2 separate regions of the Mus musculus genome follow, and region 1 is linked to region 2. The links are chromatin loops, found by intact Hi-C in ENCODE. Cell type or tissue: left cerebral cortex. All regions are shown on one strand.

What was found. Hi-C counts contacts between places; a loop is a spot of excess contacts. Peaks named below come from ENCODE experiments on the same cell type or tissue, not always from the same donor. Only the 100,000 strongest peaks of a DNase experiment are listed, where the experiment ranks them.
Region 1: it touches region 2 in a loop (2.2-fold over the local background); 1 of 42 quality-filtered maps calls a loop at or near these places.

Annotation. Positions count from the first base shown.
Region 1 is chr4:14,957,887-14,965,886 of GRCm38, reverse strand. It overlaps Necab1 (N-terminal EF-hand calcium binding protein 1), which reads left to right. Exons shown (of 13, transcript NM_178617.4): 11 at 5,802-5,879; 12 at 7,970-8,000. Among named protein-coding and RNA genes, the nearest start is that of Gm11837, 31 kb to the right of the region's middle. In left cerebral cortex, a CTCF peak has its summit at 4,835 (motif pointing left); DNase peaks (open chromatin) are centred at 2,251 and 4,832.
Region 2 is chr4:15,145,086-15,153,085 of GRCm38, reverse strand. Necab1 (N-terminal EF-hand calcium binding protein 1) reads left to right here and starts at 3,955. Exons shown (of 13, transcript NM_178617.4): 1 at 3,955-4,268. The coding sequence starts at 4,170. In left cerebral cortex, CTCF peaks have their summits at 2,242 and 4,043; DNase peaks (open chromatin) are centred at 6,050, 6,461, 6,721, 7,250 and 5 more places; H3K4me3 peaks cover 3,226 bases; H3K27ac peaks cover 2,242 bases.

The DNA of each region.
Region 1 (8,000 bases), 190 kb after region 2:
CCAGCCCCTCCCCCACTGCCAGCCTTTCACCCTTGGCAAAAGTGGGAGGTTTGATGGGGGTGGGGGGAGGTTCCAGAGCATTCTTCAGTATGAGGTTTTAGCTAGAGCAATAAGACAATTAAAGGAGATCAAGGGGATACAAATTGGAGAAGAAGAACTCAAAAGTATCACTAGTTGCAGATAATATGATAGCGTATACACAAGTGACCCCAAAACTTCCACCAGAGAAAAATTATCAAGCTGATAAACACCTTCTGTAAAGTGGCCGGACACAAAATTAACTCAGAAAAACCAGTAGCCTTCCTTTATATAGGCATTTTCAAATCCTCCTGTTAAATTCTGCGGAGCCATCCAGCCATCTAGGTTATGACATTTGCAGAGTTTAGCAGGATATTTTGTTTGATCCTTGAACCAGCGTTGATTTAATCATTTGGCACACCGAGGGAAATAAAATGGAAATAAACTGTGAATGAGGAAGGTTTCAAATAGATCGAAATTTCCCCCTTCTGCACACAGCAACCAGCACTCGTTGAAAATCATCTTTGTAGAGAAGGCTTTCACTCATGGGGGTCTGGCTTTGATTGCCCTGTGGACTAATGATCATTTCTGCCATTGTGGAAATAGAAGGGCTCTCCAAAATTATGCTCTCAGACCATGATTATTTCACAGAAGCAGCGGCAGCATTTATTTTCTCTCTTCACTTCATAGCTTCCTCTCAGCTGTTATGTAAAGAGTAATAGAACATGCTAAACTGCATCTGTAGTTTCTTGATATGACTGGTCCCGTAAATCAGTATGTGCATCATTTTCCACAAACAATGGTAGAATTCCTGCCATGGGAACTCTACAGTGCCCCTCCAAGGCATATCCTGTCGAATGCTAGCTCTTTGTCTAGACACGGAATCCCATATACACGGTCATCTGTCCATAATCCAGCAGTATGTGTTGCTTCTTAACATGCCTCAGACCTGGCCAGGCTGCTCCTTAAATATCCACTCAGCTGCTCTCTCATGCTGTCAGACATCCACAGCACAGGCCCAAACTCACCTGTTTTCAGAAAACTTCCACAACATATACCCCTTCCTGTGAAATTATTTCAACTGCATTCCCTAATGGTCTTTAAACATTAGCAGATGTGTGTTTGTGTGATGTACAACTGTCTTCATAGAAACACATGTATTATGTCTGTGTTCTGCTCTTCTTCCTGGTGGTTAATTAATTTTTTATTTATGGTGAAACCTACTTATCAGGTCTTGGGAAAAAAGCTAGAAGGAAACGGGAATTAAAGCCAGGGATACACAGCCTTGTGTCTTGGGCAATCTCACTGACTGCAAACCTCAACTTTCATCATCAAGAACCTCATGAAGGCAGACATGCTCACACCGGCCTGTGGTCCCAGCTCCTTGAGACAGGAAGATAACGCAATGAGGCATTGCCGAAGTGACAGAATGAGTTCAAGTCCAACCTGGGCAATTTTAGTGAGACTTTCTCTCAAACACAGAAAGAATTATGAATGTACTACAGAGGTAGAACTTGACTAGCATGTATTAGCCTTTGGATTCAATCCTTAGTACACACACACACACACACACACACACACACACACACACACGTCTCATGAAATGTTTATATGTAACGTTTATGTGTGAACTACCCAACAGTATCTTCCATCCACTGAGGAATGAAATGTGAGCTGCAGTCACCAATGCCTTCTTCCTGGCTGCTCTCCCATCTCTGCAGTATGAGCATCACTAACTCCTCACAACTTCCCAGTGTGGCCTCTGTAACAGACACTAGGAAAGGCTGCACTTCCTTGATTGCTATTCTACTTTGTGTCAGGGTCATAAAAGCACAAATAAAAGCATTTTACTCTTGGAAGAATTAGAGATTTGCCAAGGCAGGGGTGTATGTAGTTTTTCAAAGCCTACTCATTTAAAAATAAAACTGCTTCAAAAATACAGAAAGGCACCTATGCAATTGAAGAAGGTTGAACTCAGTAAATGCTTTTTGAACTGACAAAGATAGAAAGAAGAAAAGTCTATGCCAAATTCCCATGCTGGTTAGATGTTTTATATTCATTAAAAAGGTACAAAAGTTTTCAAGATTCTGAAACACTATTTTCAAATGCTGTGGAACCTGGGTGCAAATAGCCCCAGAAGAGAAGGAACCTGCTGTGGGTGGGTCAGAGAGTTAGAAAATCTGTGATGCTTGGTGCAAACCATGCGGAATCAGGAAGAACTGTCCCTGCTGTGCATGGAGGCGAGGAGAGGAGAGAATCCATTTCCTGAAGGATAGACGTGCAGCCTTGCCTTTTCCTTCAAACACCGCTGTGTTTCTTAGTGGACTTCATGCACTTCATGCAGATTCTGCAGCTAATTTCGTTTGCAGGGGTCGTCAGGATGTATACAGATGTAATGAGTGTCAGAAAACGACCACACGGGTGGAACACCTGTGGAAGAGACATTGCCCATTTAATTCAGTTTTTTCAGATGTATAAGTGAATCAGTTATGTTCTCTATGTGTTGTTGAATCATCAAATGCCACTAATGTCAGCCATTGGGATCCTGTGTACCCTCCACAGCTGCCTAGTGCTGAGTCGGTGAAGCGCTATGAATTAGCAAGGATTCATCTCCCATAGTGCTTAGCCAAGCCTCACCACACAAGACGAAGAGTGCTGCCATGGGGTGAAGCCTTAGAAGATTAGCAATTTTGCATCAATTTTCTTATTTAGTTTTCACGGGAATCATTACAGGCATATATTGCACCCAGCTTAGACAAAAAAAAAAAAAAAAACAGGGCTCTGGTGCATTAAAAAACTTGCTCAAGATTCACTCAAAACTGCGTGTTTAATCTTTCTCATCTGTACTTAAAAATAGTTGAATTATCTTTGTGACTAACTGGGGGTTGAGTACAAACACAAGATCCTTCAAGTTCCAGTAATATCAGTAATAATCTTGTTAGACTCAGGCAACTGAATTAGAACTTGTTCTGAGTATTCACCAAGAAAGTAGAAGTCCGAGGACAGACAGAGGCTGGGCCAATTGGGTCTTTAAAGACTGGTGAGGGCTAACAAGGTGGCTCAGGGTGTGAAGGTGCTTGCCATCAAGCCCAATGGCCTGAGTTCAATGAGATCTATGTGATGAAAGAAGAGAACTGACTTCCACAGCTTATCTCTGACTTCCGCACACCCATCCTGTATGCACGCTGGTACACACACACACACACACACACACACACACACACACACACACACTTGGAGAAAAACTCAGGCAGATCATTCATGTGAGTTGCTATATAATGATATATCATTATATGCTGCGCACTTTCTGTGCAATTACAAATGTTCAGCAGATTTTGTAAGAGAGCAGCAGTGGGATAAATGGATAGACAATGTGCTCTTAGAATAGTCCTCAACACGAGACAGGAAATAGCTCCTGCCTTCAAATGCTTCTTATGATCAAACATTGGAAACAGAATCCCTACTCATTAAGGTAGTGGGCAAATCAAATCATATTCTTGTCCTAAAATTCGCTAGTTTTTGTTTTTGTTTTTGTTTTTGTTTTGTTTTTTTCCCATTGGAGCTAAGTGATCTCTGAGGCTCTCAGCTGCAAAATTCCTTTGGATGTGGTCATATTTCCAATGCCAGGGGCCTAGGAACCATGTCTGGATTACATGCCAAGACTCGATCTTGAGATACCCTTAAGAACTAATGGGGTGCACTGAAGTATTATTAATCACTAATCTGTAAGGATAAGATAAACTATGGTAACTAAACCCAGACCTCTGTTTGTAGAAATGTGGGGTGCCTCTCCTGTTACTTCTTTTTCCCACTAGTTTGGCCCTGTGGGTTAAGCAGGGCAGGCACTCAGAGAAGAAAGAAAGCCAAGAGTAAGAGGGCCTCCTCTCCATTCCTCATACAACCATTTCACAGAGGGGTAAACTGAGATTGAGTAACGGGTTAAAGGTGGCACACTTGATGAGAGGTAGTTCTGTTAAGACATTCTTTACCCCATCACCCTATAATATCCTTCCTACCTAATCCTCAGTCTTTCACAAGCTTGGGTATTGTGCTAATGTGAATTTCACTGGGAGGGCAAGGCTGAGAATCAAACACCTGCTACACTAGTGCTCTACCAATGACATATGTCTTCAGTGCTTGCTTATTTGAGGGATACCACACCAGCTAGCCAAGGCTAGACTCCAACTTAAGATCCTCCTGCATCTGTCTTTCAAATGCTGGAATTACTAAGTTTATAGGCCTTTCTGTGCTAGTCCAGAAAATGTAATATTTTTATAGCACAATTACTGGGCTTTTAATATAATGAGTAATATCAATAATTAGTTTGCAAGAGGCAATTAATGATGACCTGAAATATTAGGGTGGATGTTTTAATCTTTATCCTAAAAAAGTAGAGTTGAAATTTGCCCGATATACTATTAGGTTCTATTTGAGCATTAGGGACACCTTCAAGACACTGAATAAGCTATCAGTTCTCGTCCCAGATAAACATATATAAGCACAGTAGTTTTCAGGCCACTGCAGAGGCTTATGGGAAAAGTCACAAAGCTTACCGTGAACTCCTGGGGTCAGAAAATTACAAACTCTCTGATGTACTAAACTATTACCATATAGCAAACACTTATTCAGAAAAATCTTAAGTTGAACTGGCAACATTAGCACATCATACCCAAGGGACCAAATTATATTTTAAAAAAAAAACAGTATTACAAGAATAAGGGAAAGAAAATATCTTTTAAGCATACTCCACACTGCCATGAGCAGGATCTTTTAAAACTAAAATAGATTTCAATTCCGTTCGTGAAGTTACTGCCACCTGGTGGTCACAAATAGGTAAATCCTAAATCTGCATTAATTTCATCGGTAGAGTCTTAAATATACTTTGAAACATTAGACTAAGAAAGATGTCATTGAGTTTTACATGCATCTCAGGTCTGTTTCTTCTTACACAAGCTCATGACCCTCATGGCCACGTCCCTCTGTCGCGCTGTTCTGATGTTGATGTGGATCGTCCTCATCTGTGTTCTTGCTTGTTTAACTTTTCTCTAGGCTTTATATGACAGCTGCCCTCTATTACACTCTACACGGCCATGAGCAGGACAGTTTTAAAAACGAAGAATTTTTAGTAAATTTTGGCATGAGAGATGTTTAGTAACATTTTCAAATGGGGGACTGTAAAGATGCTCAGTGGATCACTAGCTGCTCTTCTAGAGGACTCTGGTGAATATTTGAAATATTCACGTGGTGGCTCACAACTCTTACCCTCATTTCAGGGAAATATGATATCCTTTTCTGACCTCCATGGGCACCAGGAATGAAAATGGTGCACAGATATATATAAAACACAAAATACACAACTAGGAACTTTGAATAAGTGTTCAAAGATATTAATCTAAAACTGTATGCCAAAATAGATACCCTGAGCTATTCAGTTCTTGATAAAGCCGTTTACTATTCTTCCTGGCTCAGGCCACTTTGTTTCTTATACATATAGGTAACATTGTTGTATACTACATATACAGATGAGAAATTTTGGTTGTGTGAGTGTAGTGTGTCATGGGTATGTGTGTCAGCGAATGTGTGGGCACACATGTACACCCTGGAGGCCTGAGGCTGTTGGAAGTCTTCCTTGGTTGGTCTCCACATTCTTCATTGAGGCAAACTTAGACAGCTTGCCATGAAGATCTTTCGAGTTGGTATTTCTACTTTGCCCCGAGTCATCTCCCCTACGCCTCTGTCTGCTTCTGTAACTTCCAAGGCCCAATCATGCCTTTCTATTGCAGTATCTCTATACAGAAGCTCTCAAACGAATCTCGCTACATGATTTATGAGTTCTGGGAGAACAGCAGTGTGTGGAACCGGTAAGTTCCGAGGAAAAAATTACTTGTTTTCTGTTGGGGGTGGTGGCAATGTACACGATGAAGCGTTTAGACTGTTGGAAAAGATTTATTTGGTGCTAGAGATGAACCAAGGACTTAAGCGTGCTGAGTAAGCACTCCATCACTGTTACATCCCAGAAGCCCTGTAAGTTTATGCTCTGAAATGAAGTCCATTCAGTTGCCCAGGACGATCTTGCACTTACTCTATAACCCAGTCATGTCTTGAATTTGAAATGCTTTAGCCAGAATTCCAGACCTGCACCACCAGGTCTGAGGTGTTTACTTCATCTTAAAACTTGCCTTCCTTGTTACAATAAATCCTACAGTTGTCAGAATTTATTTCATACTGATCCCACCTTAAGTATTTGCATTTTACTGATGCTCTTGGTGAAACAGAATTCAACAAGTGTGGTGGTTTGAATAAATGCCCACCCCATAGACTTATGGTTTGAATGCTTGGATCATAGGAGTGGCACTATTAGCGGATGTGGTGCTGGAGAAAGTGTGTCACTGTGGGGGCAGGTTTTGAGGTCTCATATGCTCAAGCTACATCCAGTGTGACAGAAAGGCTCCTGCTGCCTGTGGGTCAAAATGTAGAACTCTCAGCTCCTTCTACAGTACCATGTCTGTCTGCATGCCACCATGTTAATAATGAACAAAACCTCAGAACTGCAAGCCAGCCCCATTTAAAAGTTTTCCGTTATAAGAGTTGCCATGATCATGGTGTCTGTTCACAGCAATAGAAGCCTTAACACACGAGGGCCGTGGGTGTTAAGGAGGATAAGTGATTGGGCATCATGCTTCATGAACTATATCATTTTGCTCTGTGAATATCATTCTGCTTCATTTAAACTATACACAGTGGTCAATATGTTTTTAATGTCCTTAAAACATTACCAAAAAAATACAAAAAGGAATAAAAGACATTGGAAAAAGTTACAAACCAACTTTGAGAGGAAAAATGTAAAAAAAAAATTTTTTTTTTATAAAGTGTGGAAAATCATGCTATGTTTTAAAAAAATAAAATAAAAAGGTGGCAGAAAGCACATGGGTGCATAGAGCGTGCTCCAGGGTAGTGACAGGAGCTAACATAGTTCAAACTGAGGGCAGGGGGTAGTTTATAGTGTTTTGTACTTAGTGATTGTTTCATGATCTCCCACACTTTAATCAATGGTGTTTTCTTTCCTGTTCCTTTCTTGACAATTTGGAGAGAGGAAGAAATATGTTACTGTCTTTTGTCCTTAATGACTATGTTTCTAGCTACAATAAACCTAATATTGGTAGCTGTTGGTCATCACAATTTATTTAAGTGTAACTCAACTCCTATACTTAAAAGTATTCCAGTGCTGTACTATGTCACAATCTAGTAAATTTACTAACAAATATGCAATTTTAAATATGACATGAAGGAACTTTTTATTCTATTACATAAACAGTTCCTGGTGATTTTAGGTAGCACAGAAAATATAACTCTCACTATCAGTGTTTGGAAGTGCTAAATATAGTAATAAAGGTAAGAGAAGTCTGGGAAGTTCAACTGATTTGTATTTCATCTTACATTGTTTTTTGTGGCTTCAAGGGGCAGTCCAGGGACGCAGCAGAGTGCTTGCCTGGTGAGAAATAATTGGCACTCACTGTGTAGTAATGAAGACACAGTCAGTACCAACTATAGCACTTCAGGCAGGGACCCTGACAGCAACTCCAAGCATTCTGGCCTTGTTAAAGATAGTTTAAATCCCACCTCATTCTCCAATCATGGAAAATTTACAGTTCCTGTTCTTTACATATGAACATATCAAGTTGCTTTTCATTTGTCCATTTCTCCTGGGATTTAGCCTACCTCCCAATGTAGCATGTCTAATATGCTTATCCTAAATGCCTTTCATTTAAATTTTGTGACAATTACTACTCTGTAGATTCTACTAAAGTTAAATAAGCATCAAGAGCAGACTATATCTGGGCATTTAGTTCAAACCACTCCAAATCTTGACATCAGGTTGGATTTGATCTCTGCTGTACTCTACCTAGGAAGGTTTAAATACGTGCAGCTTTAACCTGCAATCATTTTGCAGCCACCTCCAGACGAATTACAGCAAGACGTTC
Region 2 (8,000 bases):
TCTAAAGAAACCAGGAGCAAGTTTGAGCAGAAGAAGGCTGTGTATGACAAGTTATAGACAATATTATTCTAGTTGTTTAGAAGCCTGAAAACATTTTTCACTAATTAGGAACAAGACAAGAATGTCCATTCTATCTACTTCTACTCAATACAGTGCTTGAAGTCTTAGCTAGTGCAATAAAGCAAGAGGAAGAAAGAATAAGGATACAAACAGGAAAGGAAGACATCAAATTATCCCTCTTTGTAGATGACATGATCCTATACTCATCAGATCCTGATTCTTTTACCATAAAACTATTATATCTTACAAATTCTTTAACTTAAGTAGCAGGACACAAAATTCACACAGTAAAATCAGTTAAGTTTTTCTAAATAGCAGTAATCGAATTGCCAGGAAAGAAATAGGGGAAAATCTTATTCACAAAATCCCTTCTCTAAATTGATTTCATTACCTGCAGGGCTTTTCCAGCATTGCAGCTACAGGCCACCTCACACTCACCTCTGTGTGCCTGCTGTAGTTAACAAGTGTCCTTTCCTATATTGTATTTGGATTTAAGCATCCTTTCAGCTAAGCCTACATTTCAACGTCTGCTCTGGATTCTGTAAGTGTAATCATCTTCTAATGTACAGAAAATTTGACTCCTGCCTGTCTTCAGAACATATACCCTCTGCTCAGGTCTCCAGATAAATAATGGGTTTGGATCTAAGGTTGCCAAAGCAACAGGATGTCCATTAACCAGACTGGAAGGATCCTGAGTCATTGCTCTCAAGGATAGTGCTCCCTAGACTTGAAGTATAAATAAAATAGATCCCTGACAGTCTGAAATGGTTTAGATAATAGTTCCTTCATGAGACAGATGGATTGAAATTCAATACATTCCCACATAGCCATCATTTGCTGAAATGCTCCAAATATCTTCATGTCAGTCTTATAGCAAGTCTGGGAGCTATAATCTTCAATTACATTCCTTTCTCCTTTGCTTCCTTTCTGCCCAGGCCTTCAGTACAAGTAAGTTGGAAAGAAGATACATTTCCTCCCTCCAGTCAGCTGTCTGCTGTTTGCAACTGATACTATGCACAGCAGTACAGCATCTGTGTTTCAGCAAAACGATGTGTGAAAACAGTTTTCAAAAGGCTCTCTCTCTAGATAAAAAGAAAACCAAAAATATGTTCGGTTACGACTTTGTAAAACCGATTGAATTTGGCTGTGAATGAGAATCTAATTGTTACCCAGTTCTGGTGGAGCCTTCCCTAACCATTATCTTCATCATAGAGGTAAGTCAGCTGTAGCAGAATACAATTCTTGTGGAAATCATTAAAAGAAATGATAACAGCTGGGCAGTGGTGGCGCACGCCTTTAATCCCAGCACTTGGGAGGCAGATTTCTGAGTTCCAGGCCAGCCTGGTCTACAGAGTGAGTTCCAGGACAGCCAGGGCTATACAGAGAAACCCTGTCTCAAAAACAAAACAAAAAAGAAATGATAACGAGCAAGTTGTTTAATGATTTACATTTCTTCTTTTAAAATTATGTGTGTGTGTTTTATAATGTACTGTGCATATATGTGTGTGCATGTCTGCGTGTGTGTGCGTGTGTATTTTATGATGTACTGTGCATATATGTGTGTGCATGTCTGTGTGTGTGTGTGTGGTGTGTATGATGTGTGTGTGTGTGCATATGTCTTTATGTGTATGAATGTGGTATATGTGGATGTATGATGTGTGTGTGTGTGTGTGTGTGTGGTGTGTATGATGTGTATGTGTGTGGTGTTTATGATGTGTGTGTGCATATGTGTGTATATGTGGTACATGTATGTGTATGAATGTGGTATGTGTGTGTGTATATGTGTGTATGATGTGTGTACATATCTGTGTGTTATGTTGTGTTTATGTGTGGGCACAGCTGTCATGAAGTCCCTGTAGAGGAGACCCGTGAAGTCCATTCTTTCTTCCCATCTTTATGAGCTATGGTGTTGAACTCAGCCAGGATTTCACGGACAGTACTTTTTCTGGCTTTGCAATCACACTCGCCGTACTTTTCTTATTCTTTGTATTTATTTTTATTTTATGTGTATGAGTGTTTGCCTAGATGTATGCATTGCATCATGTGGGTAACTGAAGATATAGACATCTGTGAGTCAACTGAACCCAGGTCTTCTCAAGAGCAGTAAGTACTCTTAACCACTAGGCTTAACCACCAGCCTTCCTACATTCCTTCTTGATAGCTCCTTAGAAGAAACACAAGCTGGCATGCATTGTCAGCAAAGGGAGCAGGGGTCACTTTACTGCACTGTTGCAGCTAGTTCTCTAGTTTTGAACATTAGTGACAGGTTATTTTCCTGTTTTTCATTTATAATCTAAGAAAATCTGCTTTTTCACCTAGGCTTGTTTCCATGGGATGAGCACAAGCATATTTCACAAGGCTGAATTTGAGGGCAGAGAGACCCACACAAGTTAGAGAGTCCAGACTTAGGCTATGTTTATTGACACAGATATATTCCTCAGTCAATAGTAGGAACAAATATGGTGCTTTTGTAAACTCGATAACATTCATTGTCAGCATCTCTCTTGTTTCTGTGTGATTTGAATGATCAGTATTTCTTTGATGGGTTGACTGGAATTTTTTCATGATTTTTCATTTCTTTTTGCTAAGCAATTGTCAGAGGAAAGAATCTATTCTAGTTGTTCAGATAAGATAACTCGAAGTTAATAAGGTATAAATACACAAAGATGCAAGACTAATAGTCCTCAAAGCACAGCTCCAATCAATATCTTCTCTAATCATGTTTGTGACTCTAGACTTAATGAAGCTCTGCGTTTTATCCCTGGACTTTACAGGTCTGAAGTCACTGACCTTTGCTTAATTTCTGTAGCTCTTCTTCTTTAAGTGCTTATTAATTCTGGGCTCATAAAGATTGCCTGAGACGCTTTGAGAGAGGAAAAATACGCTAGGGACAACCACATGCTAACTGAACATGAATCCAGAAGTGAAACTCAGGCCTTAATTTGTTTGTTTGTTTGTTTGTTTGTTTGTTTGTTTTGCTTTTGTGGGAGTGAGTTCCTAACTCCGAGTACGAATAAATGTACCATTGGAAGGGTGCAGCTCTTAAAAGCCTTTGATGCACCCCAGCTCAGAAAGTACGATCTTCTAGGTCTAGGCACGAAGAAAGCCTGCAGGAAGAATGACAATTCATTCATCTGTTAGGACATTTTGAAGTTGACACACACTCTAAGTGACACACAGTCCAACGTTCAGCCAGAGTTGCAAACTCACTCTCTGTAAACAGTAGATTCAGAGCAGCCGGGAGGTAGGGAGGTTGGAAACGCCAGAATCCATGGTGTTGGAAGAAGGCTCATGGCCAGGACGACTGGCGCAAGGCAAGTTATCTCCCTACATTTTGTCTGTGTTGTGCCGGGCTTGCCTCTCCCTCCCTACACCTGATAGTGCCAAGTGTGCAAGCAGTGGAACTATAAGCTAAGCACCACCCTGGTGATCGTTTTGCCGATTCGTAAACACTAAGCTTTAAAGATTTAGCAATTTGCTACACCACAAGATAAAAAAGCAACTAAGGCAGATGGCCAGACCCAGTGCCTTAATCCAAAACTGAACTAGCTATCCCTTCCAGGACAGAATCCAGAAACCAGGTTGGGCGTGGGGAGGAGTGAGGGGGGCACAGAGTTCTGTTTCCATCAAGGATGGAGTAGGCAAAACTCGATTCCTTCTTCCCACTCATGGTTTTCCCTCAGTGCTTCTGACCCCCCCACCCCCCCACCCCACCCCCCTCTGATGCTCAGGACAAAGCTTGATCTGCTCTGTCATGTAAAGTGCGGTGTGGTGGGCAGGGTCCAGAAGGTTACCTCTGGCAAGTGACTAAGGGCTTGTCAAGGCCAGGGAATGCTCACTGGCAAGGGGAGTTACAGTGTTGCTAAGTCGGATCCCCAGTGAGGTGCAGTCAGCCACGGGAAGGGGGCGGCGAGAGCTAGCGTGCTGAAGCCTAGAGGCGGGAGAGGGAGGAGAGTCCGCGCAGAGCAGAGGGAGGCGCGCGCTCAGAGCGAACACCCACTTGCATCCGACCCTGGTGGCGCGGCGCGGGGAGGCAGCAGCTGAGACAGCACCAGGTCAGAGCCTTTGCATCCCGCCCAGTCTGCCCGCCAGCGCCAGGACCGCTGAGGATGGAGGATTCCCGGGAGACTTCGCCTTCCTCCAACAACTCCTCGGAAGAGCTCAGCTCTACCCTGCAACTGTCCAAGGGCATGTCCATCTTCCTCGACGTAAGTATAGCTGAAGTAGTTAGGTGGGCGCATTAGGCATCACCTCTGTGAGAGGGGAGGGGTCAGGAGCAGCGGTTGGCTGCTGGCATTGCTATCAGACCTCCACTCAAACTATCTCCTATCTGCTGTTCCCCAGAGGACCCTAGGCAAATAAATGCAAGAGAAAGGACTGCCACCCAACTTGTAAAGAGCTGTCCCAGACCTGCAGCTTTGATTATAAGCTTTAAGGAGCCCCCAAAGTTCGACTTCCCAGAACCTAGGGCTTCTGCCCGGAATGGAGAGTCTCCCATTGAGCAGTGTAGGACTTGATTCCGGTCTCATCCCTGCTGCCCAATTTACTGGCAGGCACTCTCTCTCCCTTGTGCTGGGAGCGCTGACGGAAGCCTTAGACATTGTGATGCCCCTCCAGCTACTCCCAGCTACCTTCAAAAACAATTTCTTTGAACGTATTCGTTTTCTTATTTTACAACAGAAGCCAAGGTCTCTTTTATCATAATGATTTTTTTTTCTCTTTTGGTGCCCGCTGCCTTCCCTATTATTCTCCCCACCACCACCACCTGCCCTGCCTAAGTTGTAATTACTATCATTAACCTTCTCTTCTAGCTTTTGATGGTTTTCCCTATGGTCCCATTCCTTGCTTGGGAATTGACTTCCTTGCTTCGCATCTCTAGCCTGACCATTCTTTCCGTGCTATTTTGTCTCCTTATGCTGTAATCTCTCTCCCCCCCCCCCTCTTTCTCTCTCAGTTTTAGATTTAATTTGCTCCTAGATTCCGCTTCGCTTTGTCCCTAATGTTTGTTTCTCACCCGGCTGCCTTGTTTTGTTTCCTGGCTTTCCTGTTCCTGGGTTGCTTGCCTTCTGGGTTCTGGCTCTTCTAGCTGCTGTTCACATGTAAAATTCACTCTGTTCCCCCAGGTAGTGTCTGGCTTGCTCAGTGGGGACAGTTCTAGCCGCTCCTTTTTTAGCATGATGGAAAATGGGCAAAGCATGCAAAGGAGCCTCGTTTGTCCCTGCCCCTCCCCTTCTCTAAGCCATCACTCCTTATTAAAGTCCAAGCATGAAGGAGGTGGGCCAGAGGCTAAATACACTTGAGTATGAAAAATGAAAATGTGAGGACATCAACTATCATAATGGCCAGTCAGGGATTTTGAAGATAATGGGGGAGGGGCAAGGAGTCTTTGATTTGTCGTGAAGGAATTATCTAGACTTTTTAAAAAATTGGCTGAGAAATTTATATCAATAATTAAAACTTGTGTAAGACTTAATCGAAGCTTCAACCCCACCTCCAGGCAGCCTTCTCCCCACATCACCATGCAGTGCCAACACAGGATTCAGGCTTTGGGGGCCAACCATTTTCTCCCCATGAAAACATGATTTCCACTTTTTACTGCAACACATTGTTGTAGGTTTTTTTTTTTTCTTTTAAATCTCTGCAATGGTTCAGTCTATGCTCTAATTATTTCTTCATGCCCTGCCTCCAGGAACTAGGTTGGGTCATTGTAAAGACAGGGCTGCACACATGAGTGTGCAATCCCCAGGATCAGGAGGGAATCAGGACCTTGCTCATCCAGACTATTATGAGGAAGAAAACCAATCTGCCAAGAAGTTAGTCCTGAGGTCAAGTGGGACCTCTGTCCTTTTGTGCCTAATCTGTGCTCTGCCCTCTGAGGACACTGAGCACTACCCGTGCTTTTATCTTATTGCCTCTAACAAATCCTGGAGATTCTCTGCTGAGGAATGTATAGAGACTATGAAAGAGCAAAGAAAGCCACCCGACAGACTTACCATTCTAAGCTCACGTGTTCAACAGCAGGTTATTAAAAGCAAAATTTTAAATCTCATCTTATTATGTAGGTGCAGTTGTTCCCAAGTTCTTTTAATGTAAGTTCCCTGTCCTGATGGAGCTTTCATCTATAAACAGGGCTGGCTCCCTTACCTTCTTAAGTCTAGTTCCAGAATTGGAAAATACAAAAACAAAAAAACCCAGAAAAACAAAAACCAAAAAACCTGATTCCACAAGAGAGGCGTTAACATGCCTGTTTTTCTTTGAAACATAGCTTTAAAAAAAGATTAACTGCAGTTGGGTTCTTTTTTCTTGGATAGAAAATATGTTGTTTACACATTCCTGAGTTATTTTGTGAAAAAATGTAACACTCTGGTGAATTGTGTGACATGAAAAAAGGGTTGGTTATTTAGAGACCTCTGAATTATTCATTTCTGGATCCTGTCGGTTTTAGCAACAACACAATGTGAAACATAAATACATCATTTGATTTGATTAGATTTAGTATATTCTAGTAGCACTGCTAAGAATGATTGCTTTTTGAAATCTACTCAGATCAACACAAGGAACGGGTGGTATATTCTTCCTCTTCTAGATCTGAAATGATAAGAGACCACTGGGGACTCCTGCTCCTCACAGGCTAATTTCCAATTTGGGGGAAGAACTGACTCTCCCAATAGGAATAAGAATAGTCTCATTTATACCGATGTGTCACTGAGACAGTAAGTCTTTAGACTTCTTAGGGAATCTACATAAACCCCATTTGTGGATGCTGTTGGGGACATGACTAGGTCCAGCAAGCTGCCTAGAAACTAGAGGTAAATGGTTGACTTAACATGAAAATCAGATTCTGTAGAATCATTGTCTTTCATTTCATTCTCTTATTTATATTCGGCAGGTGCCATGTTTTCATTATGGGGTGACAGTCTAAATATCAAAGAAAAAAAAAGACACATGAAATGTACATTTGAATCTCTATGGTATGTCCATGTCCATATTCACAAATTCATAAGTAAAATAGCTGTAGCTAAATTCACAAAGGAACCACATAAGCAGAGTCTATATTGTCTTCTCCTGAAAAGCCACAATTATATATCAGCTTATTATAACTAATTATGAATACCTACTAAGGGTGAGGAGAAGACCTTTCCCGAGTGCTGGCTACCCGTGCATGCTGGCACACTACTGCTGGGCATATTTATACAAGGCACACCTGCCAGGCATGGGACAGGGCCAGAATGGCCTCCAGTACACACAGCAACACAAAATGATCAGAAGGCTGACAATTGGATTCCCTTTTCACTACCCAGGTTCCCTCATTTCAGACGATGGAGAAGAAAGTCACATTTAAAGCATGAGTCCTTGGAGTAGTCAGGTTCTCTTCTGATTAAACTAGTCTGCTACTTCACAGTGTGTGTGTGTCGGGGGGGGGGGGGGGAGAAGATCAATTCTGCTCCTGACGTAAGAGAAATTCCAAAAGAAATGGGTTGCATCTCTATTCATTCAGTGACACTGTCCTCTTCCAATAGATTTCCTTTGGCTCCTCTTGTGTTCACTGCTGCACATCTGACCCAGGATCTTGTGCATGCTAAGTGGATGTTCCACCTCTAAACCACCCGTCCTACCTCTCATTACTTTTAATGGAAAAGGAACAGGACCGTCTCCATTTTGCTGACAAGGGAGGGTTAAAGCAAGAGTGTCAGAAAAGAAAGTGATGACTTTACAATTTGACATCCTTTTTTCTCTATCGATGTATGGAAGCCCATGCAAAGCACTTGGCCTGGAAGGTCAGAACTTAGTCAAAATGAGTAATAGCTTCTCCTTCTAAAAGGTGCTTGGTTCTGAGGCTTGGCACACATTACTTGTGTGTGAGATGGCATGGACAGAGTATTGTCAGAGCACAAAGGGCTTTTCGACATCATAAGTCTATGCCCAATTTCTGCTATTGC